Linked DNA regions of Homo sapiens: region 2 is linked to region 1. Evidence: chromatin contacts called from ENCODE Hi-C or POLR2A ChIA-PET data. All regions are on one chromosome and are shown on one strand. The core of a region is the stretch at or near the end of the contact, and the rest is flanking DNA. Distances in the headings are between cores, read along the strand shown. Region 1 holds the start of SDF2L1 (stromal cell derived factor 2 like 1). Region 2 overlaps MAPK1 (mitogen-activated protein kinase 1).

Region 1 (2,552 bases), core at 23-2,522:
ACTTCAGCTCTTCCACCCTAGACTGGAGACCCCTCAAGTGCAGGGACTACCAAATCCAGGGCAGACTGACTTTTAACCGTTTGGACACCTAAATGCTGAAAAGATCAAGGTGTCTTATACTACATGTAACTCAAAATCAAAACAGTATTAAACACGAAACCCCCAAAATAACATGTTGCTGTAATGAAAATGGCTTTACTCTGGATTTTCTGAACGCAAAATTCTGGATGATTTAATTAAATATGAACTTTTCTCTCTGCTTTGCCTGTGCTTCAACTACACCCTAGTCAGACTCTTGAGCCCAGAGCTATTTGCTCTGTGACCCCACAGGATCTGGAGTGAAGCTGCTGTAACAATGTCCCATGAATGAATAAATAAACAGAGGTGTAAGTTTTCCTCCCTTGAAGGTTGAGCTGACAACACTCTGAGAAGGCGGCAAGAAGGAGACCTACTCATGGCCAGGAGACCTGGGACACGGTCGCCCAGGCATGGTTCCCACAGCCCCTTGGTCTCCTTTGACTCTGGTTTCCTAAGACAGCTTTGGGACTTTCTGGTGAGAAGCTGCCATTATTCTCAACGCTACAGCTCCCTGCTGCCCTCTCCTGCCCGATGACCCAGTGACCACGAGATTTAGCCACGAAAGGAGTCAAATGTATAAGTGGCCAGGGGAATTCAGAAACCCCAGGGTCTAGGGACTGTGGTGACCCAGTATCAGAGAGGGCCTAGGGCCGAATGACTGGAGGTTTCATTAATCCCGGGGTCCAGGGACTTAAGGACTGATCCCGATTCAGTGACCCCGGGATCTGTCGACTTTGTGACCACAAAATCTAGCGATCCAACAACCTCAAGACCCTGCAGCTGCGGGCCCAGGTTCTGAGGGGAGAGACTCATTACTGAGTGCCCAGGAGTCCAGGATCAAGGGGCGTCGTGAAAACGTGCCTGCAGGGTCCTAGGATCCTGAGCCGGTGTCCAGGGACTCACCGGCTGCGAGGAGCCGCGTCTTCACCAACTGTTCACGCTCACTCTCCGCGGCTCGGAGACTCAGCCGCCCTTCCCTGGGCACTCATTGGTAAGTCCTCGGAAGCGTGGACCAATCAAAACCCTCCTCGTGTCTCCAGTCCCCGCCCAGCTACGGCTCTCGCGAACCGGGGGCGGGCCCTCCCCGCGCTGACCCAGTGGCAGTGCAAGCGGAGTGCCGCGCGGGCCGACTATTGGCTGCCGCAAGCGGGCGCTGTCAGAACCGGATTGGGCCGCGGCGGGGACGGAAGCGGCCCCTGGGCCCGAGGGGCTGGAGCCGGGCCGGGGCGATGTGGAGCGCGGGCCGCGGCGGGGCTGCCTGGCCGGTGCTGTTGGGGCTGCTGCTGGCGCTGTTAGTGCCGGGCGGTGGTGCCGCCAAGACCGGTGCGGAGCTCGTGACCTGCGGGTCGGTGCTGAAGCTGCTCAATACGCACCACCGCGTGCGGCTGCACTCGCACGACATCAAATACGGATCCGGTGCGTGGGGCCAGCGACTGGGAGAGCGCGGGGAACCGGGGCTCGGGGTTGGGAGTGTGGAGACAGGGTGGTCATGGGGGTCTGTGGGCCGTCTGGAAGCCGGGCGGCGGGGGCTCTAGAGTCGTTGGGAGGTCGAGGGGCCAAAGCTTTGAGGGTGTCGAGGATATTGAGGGTGGGGACGGTCGTCGGGGAACTGCGGGCCCAAAGACTGAGGGGGTGTCAGGCGGGGGCTGGGGGTGAGCCCTTGGGGTCCCCTGGGACATGTTCTGGTCCCAGGGCGAGGGTCCGGGGTTCCGCGATTGACGGAGACCCTGGGTGTGTGGGGTGTCACTCCTCAGGCAGCGGCCAGCAATCGGTGACCGGCGTAGAGGCGTCGGACGACGCCAATAGCTACTGGCGGATCCGCGGCGGCTCGGAGGGCGGGTGCCCGCGCGGGTCCCCGGTGCGCTGCGGGCAGGCGGTGAGGCTCACGCATGTGCTTACGGGCAAGAACCTGCACACGCACCACTTCCCGTCGCCGCTGTCCAACAACCAGGTGAGCCCCTCCCGGAGCCCCCAGAGAGACTCCTGGCCTGTGTGAGGGGCCAGAGACAGAGCCCTGGGTTCCAATCCGAGCCTCAGCTTCTTCGTGAAATGGAAATTTCACTTCAGAGATGGTTACTGAGCGCCCCCTCGGGGGACACAGAGTAACTCCGCCAGGATCCTGCCCTCAGGTGCTCCCGGCCCGGCAGGGAGAACGACGGGAGAGAGATCCGGAGAGATACGCCTGGATAGCTCTTCCTCTGGTGGCAAGTGGGACCCAGGAGGGGAATCCACACAGCCTTGAGGGTGGGGAATAGGAAACTCCACTGGGGAGGAGGAACTCAGGCTAGATCTGAAAGGATGATTAGGAGTCCTACAAGCCACAAAGGGGAAAGAGAGACTTCCCAGGCCAGCAGAAGAGATTGTGCCAATGCATGGAGGTCATTGGAATTCAGGGGATTGGAATGGAACAGTGGGTGCCCTTGGGGAGCTGGTGGAAGAAAATGTTTGAGATAGATAGACAGCTTGACTGTTAG
Region 2 (2,552 bases), core at 22-2,521, 200 kb after region 1:
AAGTATACAGGCCGGGTGTAGCAATTTGTACCTGTAATCCCAGCACTTTGGGAGGCTGAGGCAGGCAGATCACTTGAGGTCAGGAGTTCGAGACCAGGCTGGCCAACACAGAAAAACCCAGTCTCTACTAAAAATACAAAAATTAGCCAGGTGTGGTGGTACATGCCTGTAGTCCCAGCTACCTGGGAGGCTGAGGCAGGATAATCACTTGAACCCAGGAGGCGGAGGTTGCAGTGAGCCAAGATTGTGCCACCACACTCCAGCCTGGGCGACAGAGTGAGACTCAAACAAACAAACAAACAAAAACAAAAACAGAACTTAAAAGTATACATCTGGGGGGAGAAAAAAAATGTAGGGGTGGACGTGGTGGCTCATGCCTGTAATCCCAGCACTTTGGGAAGCTGACGCTGTGGATCCCTTGAGCCCAGAAGTTCGAGATCAGCCCTGGGCAATATGGAGAAACCCAGTGTCTACAAAAAATACAAAAAAATTATCTGTAGCCGGGTGTGGTGGCACGCGTCCGTAATCCCAGCTACTCAGGAGGCTGAGGCAGGAGAATCGCTTGAATCCAGGAGGCAAGAGGTTGCAGTGCGCCGAGATCGCGCCACTGCACTCCTGCCTGGACGACAGAGCGAGACTCCGTCTCAAAAAAAAAAATTATCTGGGGTGATGGTGTGCGCCTGTGGTCCCAGCCACTTGGGGGGCTGAGGTGGTAGAATCACCTGAGCCCAGGAGATCGAGGCTGCAGTGAGCCATGATCATGCCATTGCACTCTAGCCTGGGCAACAAAGTGAGGCTGTCTCTAAAAAGTTAAAAATAAATTAAAACTAAAATGAGGGCCAGGTGTGGTAGCTCACGCCTGCAATCCCAGCACTCTGGGAGGCCAAGGTGGGAGGATCGCTTGAGTCCAGGAGTTCGAGACCAGCCTTGGCAACATAGTGAGACCCTGTCTCTTGAAAATAAAATAAAAAATTTAAAAATTTTTAAAAACTGAAAAAATGAAGCAATATAAATGCCCAACAAATGGGGGCAACAGTTATATAAATAACCTGTTTTTAATAAAATTTAACATTATGTTGATGTTACATGTTGGAGTCAGATACATAGAAAAAGGAAAAAATAGGACACAATAGTATGGGATAATCATTACGTAGGTTTAAAAAAACAAAAGAATCCTTGCTGAGAACAGGTCTGGCAGAGCAAAGTGAGCTTTAGCCTGAAGTGGGAGGGAGAAAGTAAAACAGTGGGCAGGGCTCTGGAGGAAAGAAGGATGGTAGTGCTTCAAAGGGAAGCAGAAGTTTTGGCTTTGTTTTATTTTTAGGACAGAAGAGTGATCAGCCCCTAGGAATTTGGATGAGATCATCCAGAGAGTGTGTATGGGACACAGAGGGCCCAAGAACTAAGAACAAAGAGTCAAAGACTTGGGAAAACCAGAGGTGTCTCAGCAAAGTAGTAGATGTAACTTTTTAAAAAGGAAATGGCTTATAACATCAAGTGCTCCAGAAAAAATCAAAATCTTTTGATTTTCCAGGGAGAATGGCAAAAAAAGGGGAAAAAGAATCTTTGGTGAGGAAGGCCTTCAGGAAAAAGCAACCAGTCCAGAAAGATCAAAATCAAGAAAGACTGTACATAGAGTGTGCACACCATCAGTTCAGAGTGCAAGAGTGGGGGTAGGGGGCTAAAGTCTGGCTCTCGTGGGCAGAAGAGGTGGGCACAGAAAGCAGAGCAAGCAGCACGAACCATTCCCGAGAGAGCCTGACTATGAAGGGGAGAGAACAAATGGCACTTGTCTCACAGACTCTGGGGCAGTGCCCAGGAAATTAAATTTAGGACTATATATCAATTTAAAAGTACTGGATAGAGTAACGAAAGTGATGTTTTCAGTAAGTGTTGTACAGCAGAAGGCTTGTTTTTGTTGATTTTAAAAATCTTTCATGGGAGATTGGAGAGATGCTGGTAAAAAAAAATACAGCATTAAAATAAAATCTTTCACTATAAAACTAGCTAGTACGGCCAGGAGTGGTGACTCACACCTGTAATCCCAGCACTTTGGGAGGCTGAGGCGGGGTGGATCACCTGAGGTGAGGAGTTCAAGACCAGCCTGGCCAACATCGTGAAACCCCATCTCTACTAAAAATACAAAAATTAGCCAGGCCGTGGTGGTTCATGCCTGTAATTCCAGCTACTTGGGAGGCGGAGACAGAATTGCTTGAACCCGGGAGGCGGAGGTTGCAGTGAGCTGAGATCGCACCACTGCACTCCAGCCCGGGCGACAGAGCAAGACTCGGTCTCAAAAAAATAAAATAATTAATTTTTTAAAATGCTAGTGTAACTTCAGAAAACTTAGAATATGATTTTAAATAAAAATAATAACTAAACTAAAAAAGCAAATCCTGTATAAGCCCTTAGTTACTTGGGAAGTCATTTAAAAGTTAAGCCCATATCATCTCAAATTCCAAAACTTATTGCAAGGTAAATAATCAAAAGGGTGGTGCTGGCACAAAGAAAAAAGATATAGATTGATGGGACAGAAATGAAAATCTAGAAATAAA

What was found. Hi-C counts contacts between places; a loop is a spot of excess contacts on that map. ChIA-PET counts read pairs that join two places held with the same protein, here RNA polymerase II (POLR2A). Pooled maps may share reads with other maps.
Region 2: a loop to region 1 is called in a pooled map, with 3 times the contacts of the local background. The contact joins the enhancer-like site here to the promoter of SDF2L1 in region 1. A Hi-C loop is called at or near these places in 1 of 50 pooled maps. POLR2A ChIA-PET finds 5 or more read pairs at or near these places in 3 of 52 experiments (SK-N-SH, activated T-cell and naive thymus-derived CD4-positive, alpha-beta T cell).

Annotation. Positions count from the first base shown.
Region 1 is chr22:21,641,030-21,643,581 of GRCh38, forward strand. It overlaps SDF2L1 (stromal cell derived factor 2 like 1), which reads left to right and starts at 1,273. Exons shown (of 3, transcript NM_022044.3): 1 at 1,273-1,494; 2 at 1,833-2,029. The coding sequence starts at 1,308. RefSeq lists a silencer at 1,082-1,511.
Region 2 is chr22:21,836,065-21,838,616 of GRCh38, forward strand. The region is part of intron 1 of MAPK1 (mitogen-activated protein kinase 1); the gene reads right to left. Among named protein-coding and RNA genes, the nearest start is that of MAPK1, 30 kb to the right of the region's middle. RefSeq lists a silencer at 1,996-2,203. Within about 2 kb of position 1,272, at least 7 of the 41 ENCODE cell types and tissues checked have a DNase peak (open chromatin) inside an H3K27ac peak, as active enhancers do.